Linked DNA regions of Homo sapiens: region 2 is linked to region 1. Evidence: chromatin contacts called from ENCODE Hi-C or POLR2A ChIA-PET data. All regions are on one chromosome and are shown on one strand. Each heading gives the region's core, a stretch centred on a gene start or an enhancer-like site at or near the end of the contact. The rest is flanking DNA. Distances are from core to core; before and after follow the strand shown. Region 1 overlaps IGHMBP2 (immunoglobulin mu DNA binding protein 2). Region 2 holds the start of LINC02701 (long intergenic non-protein coding RNA 2701).

Region 1 (6,233 bases), core at 3,251-5,750:
GCTCCTGACCAGACGAGGACCCTAGCAGGTCCACAGCGTCCCCTCCTCGGCCAGCTGTTTCTTTTTCTTTCTTTTTTTTTTTTTGAGACAGAGTCTCGCTCTGTCGCCCAGGTTGGAGTGCAGTGGCGCGATCTGGGCTCACTGCAACCTCCGCCTCCCAGGTTCAAGCAATTCTCCTGCCTCAGCCTCCCGAGTAGCTGGGATTACAGGCATGTGCCACCATGCCCGGCTAATTTTGTATTTTTAGTAGAGACGGGGTTTCACCATGTTGGGCCAGGCTGGTCTCAAATTCCTGACCTCAGGTGATCCGCCCGTCTCGGCCTCCCAAAGTGCTGGGATTACAGATGTGAACCATCGCACCCAGCCAGCCCTGTTTCTCTCTGTGGTCTGGAACACGGGGGTGTTTATCTTGAGTGTGGCTATATGTTTTCAAAACTCTTTCCATTTTCGCTGAGTCAGAGACGGGTTGTGGGGGCCGTGCCTCTAAGTGTAAACTTGCAATGTCTCCATGACCAGAAGGCTGCCCTCATGATGGGGACGGGAGGAGCCTGTGGTATTAGCGTAAGGATGGACAGATGAATGGCACAGAATTGAGAACCCAGAAATGAACCCCTCCATTTATGCTCAAACAATATTTAACACGATGCCAAGGAAATTCCGTGAAGAAACAGGAGTCTTTCAACAATTGCTGAGACAACTGGAGATCCGCATGCAACAACCAACCAACCAAACCAACCAACCTTTGGCCCTTGCCTTATACCAATACCATACATGAAAATGAACTCAAGATGGATCACAGACCTGAACAGAAGAACTAAATCTGTACAATGTCTAAAAGAAAACATAGGAAAAACCTCTGTGATCTCAATTTAGGTAAAGAGATGTTAGACATGACACAGAAAGCACAGCCATAAAAGAAAAAAAATCGATAAACTGGACTTTAAAAAATTAAAACTTTTGCACTTCCAAAGACAATATTAAGGAAATGTTGAAAGAATCCAAAGACTGGGAGATAATATTTGCATATCATACATCTGATAAAAGACTTCTATCCAGGCTATATAAAGTTTTGTTTTGTTTTGTTTTGTTTTTTTGAGACAGGGTCTCCCTCTGTCGCCCAGGCTGGAGTGCAGTGGCATGATCTGGGCTCACTACAACCTCTGCCTCCCAGGTTCAAGCGATTCTCCTGCCTCAGCCTCCTGAGTAGCTGGGATTACAGGTGCACACCACCATGCCCCCGCTAATTTTTGTATATTTAGTAGAGATGGCCTTTCACCATGTTGGCCAGGATGGTCTTGATCTCTTGACCTCGTGATCCGCCTGCCTTGGCCTCCCAAAGTGCTGGGATTACAGGCATGAGCCACCATGCCCGGCCTAAAGATATCTTATATCTCAATAATAGGACACTTCAATTTATCTTAAAAATGAGCAAAAGATTTGAACAGAAATTTCACCAAAGGGCCAGGCACGGTAACTCACACCTATAATCCCAGAGCTGCCCAGAGGGATCCCAGAGTGGGCTGAAGGGCACCACGCTGCTTTGGGAGGTTTTAGGCCCACATTATAGCCCTGGCACTTAAAAGGAATTGTGGTCACTGCTGGGAGCTTAGCAAAAGCTATATTCCCAGTATTTTGGGAGGCTGAGGCAGGAGGATGGCTTAAGCCCAGGAGTTCAAGACCAACCCAGGCAAAAAAGCAAGACCCTGTCTCTATGAAAATAATAATAATAAAAGAGGCCAGGTGTGGTGGCTCACGCCCGTAATCCCAGCACTTTGGGAGGCCAAGGTGGGCAAATCACTTGAGCCCAGGAGTTTGAGATCAGCCTGGGCAACATGGCGAAACCCCATCTTTACAAAAAAAAAAAATAGCCAGGTGTGGTGGCACGCGTCTGTAGTCCCAGTTACTCGGGGATGCTGAGGTTGGAGGATCCCTTGAGCCTGGAGATCCCTTGAGCCCAGGAGGTCGAGATTGTAGTGAGCCCTGTTTGTGCCACTGCACTCCAGCCTGAGCTACAAACTAAGACCTGTCTCAAAAAAAAAAAAAGAAAAAAAAAAGAAAAATTTACCAAAGGAGATATCTACATGTCCCGTAAGCGCAGGAAAAGGGTGCTCAGCTTCCTTAGTCTTTAAGAAAATGCAAATTAAAACTACAATGAGATCATAGTATATACCCACCAACATGGTGGTAATAGTAATAATAATCAGACAATACCAAATGTTGGCAAGAACAGAAAAACTAGAACCCGCATACATAGCTGGCAGGAATGTAAAATGGTGTAACCTCTCTGGAAAAGCCTGGTAGTTTCTTAAATGAATAAACTAACTTATGACCCAGCAATTCCACTTCTAAGAATCTACCCAAGAAAAATGAGAATGCATGTTTTCACAGAAGGACTTGAACGATGAATATTCATAGCAGCCTCATGGGTCAAAACAGCCAAAAAGTGGAAGCAATCTGAATATCCGATAGATGAGTGGATACACTAAATGGGTGTATCCATACAATGGGACATTGTTTGACAATAAAAAGAACTGAAACACTGATACACACCACCACATGGGCAAACCTCAAAAACATCAGGTGAAGTAAAAGAACGCAGATGCACGGGGCTGGATACGGATGTTCCTCGACTTATGATGGGAATATGTTCCCCACAAATCCATGGGGAATTGAAAACATTGCAGATTGAAAATGCTTTCAATACACCTGACCTCCTGGGCATCGTAGCTTAGCCTAGCCTACCCTACACATGCTCAGAACGCTTACTGAGCACACTTATCTAACACAGAACCTATTTGATAATATAAAGTGTTGAATTTCTCATGTCATTTACTGAATACTGTACTGAACATGAACACAGAATGGTGGTTTCTACTGAATGCATACAAGCCTTTGCACCATTGTAAAGTCAAAAAATCGTTACGTCAAAACCACGGGGAGTTGGGGACAGTCTATATTTATATGAAGTTTCCAGAAAAGGCAAATTTATAGGGACAGAAAGCTGACTGGTGACTGCCTGGGGCTGAGGGCAGGAGCAGAGATTAACTGCAGACCAGCACCCAGCAGTAGGGACGGGTAGGGGTATGTGGCCCAGCCCCATGTTTACTAACATCATCGAATCTGAATCGTATATTTACAACGAGTGCATTCTATGGCATGACAATTACACCTCAATAAAGCTGCACAACAGAACAGCTCATTGGCAGCTGAGGGCTGGGGGAGATTGTGAGCTGCAGCTTCAGTGGAGAAGGCCAGAAGCCAAAACCAGAGCCAAGTGAGGTAGCAAAGTAATTCATATCCCTGGGTAATGAAGAACTGGCCCCAATCTGCCCACCCACACGAGAGCCTGCTTCCCCATTCTGCTTTTCCTGCAAGCAAAGAAGTTTCCAGACCAAATAAGGCTGCAGCTTTTGCTATGCTCCCAGTGGTGACCACAATTCCTTTTAAGTGCCAGGGCTATAACGTGGGCCTAAAACCTCCCAAAGCAGCGTGGTGCCCTTCAGCCCACTCTGGGATCCCTCTGGGCAGCTCCAAACAAACCAAGGTAAACAGAGCAGGCCTGCCCTAGGCCCGCCCTTGGCCCACCCTTGGCCTGCTCGGCACAGGGCGGGGGCGAGCTGTGTTGGGTGCAAGGAAGCCAGGCAGACCCACACTGGGGGACCTGCGACTTCCACCAGCAGCTGACCGGTGGGCCCTTGGGACCTGGGCACTCTTGCCTCTGTCTCTGGTAGGAAAGGCCATTTGCTGAAACCCTTCTATAGCGGCATGTGCCGTCTCGTTCCTCTCCACTGCTGCTTTGCAAGATGACGAGGAGGAGGGCAATACATTTATTAGAAGCCAGGCGCCGTACCCAAGGCCTTGTGTGTTTGATCATTTCATCTTCACAGCTACCCTGAGACAGGTCTTGTTACTTCCCCATGTTACAGAGGAGGAAACTGAGGCCCCAAGGCACGCAGCACATCCCAAGTAAACTCAGGAGCAAAGCCCAGAGCTGGCAGGGGCTCCTGCCTGTGCCCACTGCCCTGCCCGGCACCCCCGGAAAGGAGCACATGGCAGGGCTACCTCAGGGGAGCCGCACGGGTGGAGGTGGGCAGTTCTCCTTAGAAGGGAGTCCTCTACTCTCTTCCACCCGGTTCCGGCCCGGGTGGGCTACAGCCTGCAGCTACTGTCAGCAAGACCACACTCCAGCTGGCCAGGGAGACGTTTGGCTTGGGAAATTTTTTTCCTTTTCTTGGGTTACCCTATCCAGGCCAAACTGTAGGGTACTTTTCAAACAACCAGCTACAAATATTTTCCTAACAAGGCCTCTCTGGGATGAGAAATGGAAACTTTTTATGTTGCAACCTTGGGTTCTGGCATTTTAACAATGCATCACCAAGGGCCGCGGTGGTCAGTGCTGAAGGGGAGAAGGCTCCATGCAGGAGGCTGGGGGGCACAGCCAGGGAGACGACAAACCCGGAGCCAGGTCCCGCAAGGACATGATGCTGCACTTCATGTCTTCCACTTAGCACAGCTGGCGCGGCAGCAACTGTTCCCGTCCTGCTTCATAGATGACAAACAGGCTCAGAGAGGAGAGGTGACTTGCTGAGGCCACACCTCAGTGGACGGTGGTGCTGGCTGGCGTTCAGACTCAGGTCCCTCCGATTCCAGAAGCTTCCACCCCCCACCCGCCCGGCCCGCCGCTGATGCTGGCTGCCTTCCTCTACTTCAAGCTCCTCCTGGTGGGACGGCCCACAGAAGAACACCTGGATAAAGGTACAGGGCTTGGATTCCAATCGTGCCTTCTCTAATGAGTGGGGCGACACTAATTCCATACTGCCTCCATGCTGGGAGGGGTATGCCCAATAAGATAAACAGATGTGGGCATGACTGGGTCAGCAAAGATTCTTTGGCAGCAAGTGACAAAAACCCAAGGCAGACTTCTTCAGCTAAAAAAGGGGATTTACTAGCTCAGGACACCAGGAAGAATGGGGTGGAGGTCAGGCATGGCTACATCCAGGTGCTCAAACAGTGTCATCAGGTCACTCTCCCACCCCCATTTTTGGGTCTGTTTCTCTTTGGCCTCCTTCTCTCCTGCAGACAGGCTACCTAGGAGGCAGGGAGTGTGGCTGTCGGCTGTCTCCCACCCAAGAGCCAACATCTTTCAGCATCCGTGTCAACCCCAGGGCAGGACTCTTATCAGCTGTTTGGATTCTGGGAAGTTGGGGAGCTTAAGCAGGCACCCCCGCCCCCGCCCCTGCAGGAAGAACACCTGTCCCTGTGTGCTGTGTCAACCGGGAGATGCTTCCAATGGTGCCCTCATCCCCCAAGAGCATCATTACACAAATGCCTCCCACAGCCACGGGTCCTCAAAGAGCATGAGAACTGCAGCCTTCTGTGCATGGTGCTCAGCACTTATGGAAGCAACCAGATTAACTCTGCCGCACTTGACACAAAATGCAGTAGAGTCCTGGTCCCCTTCCCAAACAATTCAGTCCAAAAGCCACTTGACGGGAACAGACAAGGACAGGACAGGGGGAGGAGGAGGGGCTCTAGTGGCCCAGGGTGGGGCGTCAGTCCGGGTAGGAAGGGAGAGTCGCCCAGGACCAGCAAGAACACGGCAGTCAAAGCGTGCAGGCCTGGCCTGAGGACACATTAGCCGAATGCGCTGCGTAAATGGCCTCTGGGGGACAGCCACCCTAGGTGCAGGTCAGGGAAGCTCAACCTCACTCAGAACCATCGGGGACATAAAAGGACATGAATGGGATTTAAGGAGAGAGGAGCCTGCACCGGGAGAGTCTGCCGCAGAGAGGTCAGAAGGAGAGGGGGCTTGAGAGACGCGGCGGGGAGGGCACAGCAGCTGAGCAGAACAGGCAAAGGGCGCGCCCCTTAGACCCGCAGCAGACACACTGGGGCAGTGTGCAACGTTTTCATTTAATTTTTAAATAATTTATATCCCTCTGAAACAAAACCCTGAGGCTCAGGTACATCATCTGAGGTTCTCTTAAATAGAAGAGTTGGTACAGGACACCGGAGAAGGCCGGGAGGCTCTGGATCGGTAAGTGCTGAAGATGCTGAGGCTGTGGGGCAGCTTTCCCGGGACAACCACGTGGGAGAGCCGGCTCACCTGGTCCCCACGGTGAGGCGCAACAAGGAGGGGCTGGCACAGGCCAGGCACCTTTATAAGCCAGAGAGAGGTGCACAGGCCAGAAAGAGGTGCCCCCCAGACTCACAGGAGCCCCGTGGTGAGGAGG
Region 2 (6,233 bases), core at 2,320-4,819, 74 kb after region 1:
ACACCTTCTGTAGGTGTTTCTTCTACATGGTTAAGGGGGGTAACAACAAAACAATGTACAGCATATTCATATCCAGCAAGGACAAAAAAGGTCCTTACCTGGGAAAAAGGTTGAGCACAGCGACAGAACAATAGTAAAACAGTTAGTGTACACGAAAACCACTAGTCTTAAGATTTTAGCTACATTACTTGCTTGACAAGTCCTCAAGTTTCAGCCGTGCGTAGACTAGTCAGCCTCCAGAGTGACTAGAGCAGGGCTGTTGTCCTCAGCAGCAACTCGGTCTCATCTAAGGATCAGCCAGGTTGGATGATCTGGGTCCTGCTGGCTGGTTCACTTGTCCTGAGCTGCCAGTGTTAGCCGACTGTGGTGGATCCAAGACATAACACCTGCAAGTTAAACAGCAGTGGGAATGGACAAGATTACGATATAGGACCCATCCTATATGGATCCTAGAGAAATTAGGTTTTACTTTCTAACCTAAACAGCGTCACTAGATTTAAAAGGGTGTCGGGCTTATAGGCATTTTCATGTACCTAATTATGAACACTTTGGCTGTTTCAAAAACCTGCATTTGCTTTCTTAAAGTTAATTCCCCTAGTTCCTGGAGGTCACCTTTAATTTGACCTATGATGTAGGAGTGGCCGACCAAAAAAAATCTTATAGGGCAAATACCCAGTTTGTTTGGTGGGGGTGCACCTGACTCAGAGGAGGACCATAGCCAAAAACCTGATTCTATCTTAAATGAATTTCCTGGCAATATTTCTTCAGTAGCTGCTCGAGTGTCCGGTTCACGCCTTCCACCTTCTCCTGAACTTTGCAGCCAGTAGGCCGTGTGTAACTTCCATTTTATTTTTAACAGTCTTGTTAAATCTCGCACTATTTCAGCTACAAATGCTGGCCTATTGTCTGACTTTAAAGTTAGAGGCAGTCTAAACCTGGGAATAATGTCTTTTAACAGTACTTTAGTCACTTCTTGTACTTTTTCTGTCCTGGTGGGGAAAGCTTTAACTTACCCTGAAAAGGTGCAAACAAGCACTAGCATGAACCAATAACCTCCGGCACGGGGAGGTTCTGTGAAGTCTATAAGCAAGTTTTCACCAGGCAGGGCTCCTTCTCCTGCTGTTTCCCAGAGGAGGGGTTCTTTTTCTTCCCCTTTTGTAACTCCATCTAGTGGCTTAGCCATCAGTGAGAAATTGGAATCCAGATACAGCAGAATCCTGCTGCCTTTAACTTCTAATGTGACCATGGGCCCCTGGGTGCCTAATGAGAAGGTTCCCGGTCTGTCCTGTTCCTTACGTCCTTCGGCTCCTGCCAGCCTGATCAGATCAGTATTTGGTTCCCCAAGGTGCGGCAGCCCTTGGCCGATGGCCTCTTTGTCTCGTGGTCTTGGCTATTTCCCTCATTGCCTTCTGAACACTCATCCTTCCAGTGTCCTTTCTTTTTGCATCGCGCACATTAATCTCTTTCTTTTTCTTTTTCTTTTCTTTTTTTTTTTTTTGAGACGGAGTCTCGCTGTGTCTCCCAGGCTGGAGTGCAGTGGCGCGATCTCGGCTCACTGCAAACTCCGCCTCCCGGGTTCACGCCATTCCCCTGCCTCAGCCTCCCGAGTAGCTGGGATCACAGGCGCCCACCTTGTCTGGCTCTTGAATCCATTCCTAACTTGACTTTTTTCCACGTCTACGTCCGCATCCACGTCCTCTCACATTGCTAATCTCCCTTTCCATAAGAGCTGTTGACAACAGATTGGCCTTTTTCTTAAGCCTTCAATTTACTTTCCTTTTTCTTTCCTGAGTTCTGCTCTTGCGGCCAGCCGGTGGGGCCGGACAACGGCACGGGCCCCGCCCCCGTGCACTGCCGCCTGTCTCTCCTGTTTTTTTCTGATTTCCTTTTTACTTTCTTCTTTCCCTTCTCACACTTACTGTTACTTTCTCCTTTCCTTTTCCTTTGCTCTTCTCCTGGCGCCAAGTCCCTGGCCCCTTCTTTTTCCAGATAGAGCCGGGCTGGGGAGAGGAACTTAATGGTGGGCGTGCTTAGCTGCCGCGCTTGTGGCTTTTGCTCTTTCCCGTTTTGTTCCTTGGTCACAGTTAACATACACCGTGGTGGCCACTTTTATGGACTGGGTGGTATTCATGCCTGCAGCTTCCACTTGATGTCACCCTGGGCTTGCCCTACGAATGAAGTATTCCCCATAGGCTGATGTTCAGCAGCCTCACAGTTAAATGGGGTACAAAGCCGGAATGCTTCACAGAGTCTCTTATAAAACTGACTTAGGCTCTCATCAGCTCCTTGAAGCACTTCTGAAATCTTCTTTATATTCATTGCTTTCCTTCTACCAACTCGTAGCCCCTGCAGAAGTGCCTCTTGGTACCTCTGCAAACGCTGAAGCTGAGTTTCATCCTCTGGGTCCTAGTTGGGATCCTGGTCATCATAATAGATAGGTCCTCGTGTCCCCCTGAGAGGCATTTGCATAGCTCCAGCACGGCCAGATCTGAGATGGCCCACTTGACTATCTTGACCTCCTTCCTGGCCTCTCAAGGCTCTGATCCTCCCCTTCGAGGTGAGACCTGGGGCATGTTAGCTCCTGAATCTGGTTCCTGGGGGGGCTGTCGGCCTCGGTAAAGCGGGGGTAGGCTGGGATATATGGAGGAAGAATTTCTGTTACCTTTGGTGGCTCCTGTAAAACTGGCTTCTCTTGCTGTCTCTGGGATTCCCTTTTAACTCTGTGTCTGCCGGCAAAGCTGCTCTTATTTTCACTTTTGGTTTTTTTTGCAATAAGCTGTTAAACAGGCCTGGATCAATGCTGGGTTTGGCTATATTATATTTAACTATGAGTCAATATAAAGAAATTGATCCAGGTACACTGGCTGTTCTCCAACCCTTGTCACCACCTTAAATACATGGCCAATTGTTCCCTGTCTGTAGTTCCTTCGGTCAGCCATCCAACACCAGAAGAGGGCAATTCTAATTCACCCAGAGTTCTCAACCTCTGAGGGGGTTAACTCTATAATCCCCTGCAAAACCTTTCTTAAGGTTCCGTAACATGCACTCCCACAGAGTAAGTTTTGATGTTTTGATGACTTTCCTCCCATTCCTCCCTTTACAACGCAGCACATTCACTCTTGCCTACTCACTCTTCCTCTCGTTTCGACCAACCACACTGTCTCCTATTATGGGGGTTTTCAGATGCTGCTTGGCTTTGGAGAGGTCCTTATTCCTGCTGCAACTCTGAGCTGTAGGGCAGCTCCTATTAGCCATATGCAGATCACCACTAGTCTTAGTCGGCCCCACCCTTTCTCGGAGCACACAGTCTACACTAAGGGATCTGTGACTCTTCACTTCGCAGCTGATGCGCCTAATGAGGCCTTTTCATTCACACACTTCCACACACCTTCAGTTCCCATGTTTGTAACTGGGGTGGCAAGCCACTCTCGCCCCCTCTAGTTCCCAGTTGGGGTGGCGAGCCACTCTTGCCACCTCCAGTTCCCTAGCCGACTTGGCGAGCCACTCTTGCATCCTGTGTCGGCGGGGTGTGAGTTTCATCCAAATTGACAAGCCACTCCAGTCACCCCCAGCCCCTCTGGTTCGGACTATTTGGCACACCCCGGGAGATGATCAGGCTCCCTTCTGTCCAAGGGACGGGTCCTGCCTTGAGCCCCCAAAACCTTACTGTGGTTCCTGAAGCGCGTTGTTTCTGAAATCATCCTGTAGTCCCTCTTTAGGTTCCGTTTCGCTGCTGGGTAGGGGTGCCAGGTCACAGGAGAGCTGATCTCCCCCCCAGGCTGAAGTTCTCCCGGTGGCACCTGGGGTCACAGGTTTCCTGAGACCCTCGCTCCAGCCCCCAGAGGCAAAGGAGACAGTAAGCCTGCCGTCTCCAGTCCCTTCGTGGTTGCCAAAAATGTTGCGGTAAACTGAGGAACGGAAAAACCAATTTGCAGTACAGAAGGATTTGTTTATTTTAGGTACGCACCGGCTCAGAGGATTCACATCCAAAAGCTGAGCCCTGAACAAAGAGCAGTGTTTTTATAAACAGCCTTACAGGAGCAAAATAAAAGCAGTAGCAAAATAAAAGCAGTTAATCATACAGTAACAGGTCACGTAATCTATAGCATAACATAATTTGTGACCTAGCCAGTGGCCTTGTAGCTGCATTGAAAGAAAAACAAGAACTGGCTAAATACAGACATTTGTAAAACATAATCATGCTAATCATGCTTAAGAAGCCTGGGAAAAGAGTAACAGTAAAAGAACCTGTCTTTCTTTTTTTTCTTTCAAGCTTGCTCTGGAAGGGAGGGGGGTGTCTGGAGCCCATTCCTTTGGCCTTGGCTATTTGGACAGCGTTATCTTCTAACTGTCCTTAAAGTGAGCTGCTAGGCAAGAGGAAAACTTGTTCTTTTCTTTTTAGCCTTTGCCTTGCCATATTCTGGGCCTTAGCTTTTACTTTTCTTGGCGTGAATAAATGCAGTACTGATTATTATTATTATTATTATTTAAATTTCTGCCTCATGATAGCAAGTGAGTAAATGCCCCTAGTCAGTGTCTCTCTTGCACCGTCTGAGGCATAAAATGCCAATAAGGACAGTGCTGTCAGCCAGCAACAGAGACAGACATTGCTGCTGGCTGTGTGGCCAATTCCCTGGGGTAGGCCCTGGACACAGCTGCAAGTCAGGCTGATGCCGGAGCCCTGGGTGTCGGCTCGGGACTGGGCTTGGCTTGCCTGGTGGTGGATGCAAATGCTCAGAGTGCATAAAAGAAGGAGAACAGAAGACACTGCACCAATTTGGATGGTGGGGTCACATTTCCTCAGCCCGAGGAACATCCTGTGCACCCCATCATGTCCAACGATGGGCAGAGAGTTATCCTCAGGGGAATAGTTGGGCAAAAAATTGGAATGGGCAATTGAACTGAAACATGGGTTGTCTAAAACACGGGGAGATAGGCCAGGCGCAGTGGCTCATGCCTGTAATCCCAGCACTTTGGGAGGCCAAGGCAGGCAGATCATGAGGTCAGGAGATTGAGACCGTCTTGGTTAATGCAGTGAAACCCCGTCTCTACTAAAAATACAAAAAACAAATTAGCCATGCGTGGTGGCAGGTGCCTGTAGTCCCAGCTACTCGGGAGGCTGAGGCAGGAGAATCGCGTGAACCCGGGAGGCAGAGCTTGCAGTGAGCCGAGATTGGGCCACTGCACTCCAGCCTGGGAGACAGAGCGAAACTCTGTCTCAAAAACAAAAAAACAAAAAACACACACACAAAAAAAAACACGGGGAGATAAAGCCATAAAGGGCTGGCCTACATGCCTTCACGGGTGTGTGTGTGCCTGTGCGTGTGTGCGCATGTGTGTGCATATGTGTGCATGCGTGTGCTCACACTCAACATGAATGGGGCTAGAGGAGAGTCCCCACTAGACATTCCTCTAGTGGAATCTGGGGAGGAGAAGGCAGGGGCGATGCTGGAATGATGACTCTCTCTTTATATATATATATATATATATATATTTTTTTTTTTTTTTTTTTTTTTTTTTTTTTTGAGACGAAGTTTTGTTCTCGTTGCCCAGGCTGGAGTGCAATGGCACGATCTCGGCACACAGCAACCTCCGCCTCCCGGGTTCAAGCCATTCCCCTGCCTCAGCCTCCGGAGTAGCTGGGATTACAGGCATGCGCCACCACGCCCAGCTAATTTTGTATTTTTAGTAGAGGCAGGGTTTCTCCGTGTTGGTCAGGCTGGTCTCCAACTCCGGACCTCAGGTGATCCACCCACCTCGGTCTCCCAAAGTGCTGGGATTACAGGCGTGAGCCACTGCACCCGGCTACTTTTTTTCTTTTAAAGAGTAAGAAATCAAAATGAAAATAGGGCCCAATGGTGTGAGAACAGCAACAAAAAGGTAGAGAGTAACTGACCAAATGCAGACAGAAGGGAAGGAAGGAAGGAGAGGAGAGGAGAGGAGAGGAGAGGAGAGGAGAGGAGAGGAGAAGGGGAGGAGAAGGGGAGGAGAAGGGGAGGAAAGGAAAGAGGAAAGGAGGGAGGGGAAAGGGGAGGGACAGAGGGAAGGTAGGAAAGGAGGGAAGATAGGAAAGGAGGGAAAGAAGGAAGCAAAAGGCATGGGAATTGTGGTACAGGATGTACAGTGTAGAACAGGCGAAAGGAAACTACCGTATTGGTAATCCTCCGGAGCAGTTTACAGGTAAAGCAGCCTGGCGGGCTGTTGGCAGTGCCCAGTGCCGGTAGCAGTGGGAG

What was found. A loop is a pair of places that touch in the nucleus more often than their neighbours do. ChIA-PET counts read pairs that join two places held with the same protein, here RNA polymerase II (POLR2A). Pooled maps may share reads with other maps.
Region 2: a map of heart right ventricle shows a loop between it and region 1 (7-fold over the local background). The contact joins the promoter of LINC02701 here to the enhancer-like site in region 1. A Hi-C loop is called at or near these places in 2 of 168 maps with a recorded cell type or tissue (heart right ventricle and mammary epithelial cell) and 1 of 50 pooled maps. POLR2A ChIA-PET finds 5 or more read pairs at or near these places in 3 of 52 experiments (A673, K562 and Panc1).

Annotation. Positions count from the first base shown.
Region 1 is chr11:68,940,263-68,946,495 of GRCh38, reverse strand. IGHMBP2 (immunoglobulin mu DNA binding protein 2) reads right to left here. Exons shown (of 15, transcript NM_002180.3): 15 at 5,895-6,233. Among named protein-coding and RNA genes, the nearest start is that of MRGPRD, 38 kb to the left of the region's middle. Within about 2 kb of position 4,500, at least 4 of the 41 ENCODE cell types and tissues checked have a DNase peak (open chromatin) inside an H3K27ac peak, as active enhancers do.
Region 2 is chr11:68,865,696-68,871,928 of GRCh38, reverse strand. It overlaps LINC02701 (long intergenic non-protein coding RNA 2701), which reads right to left and starts at 3,569. Exons shown (of 2, transcript XR_950253.3): 1 at 1,014-3,569; 2 at 1-386.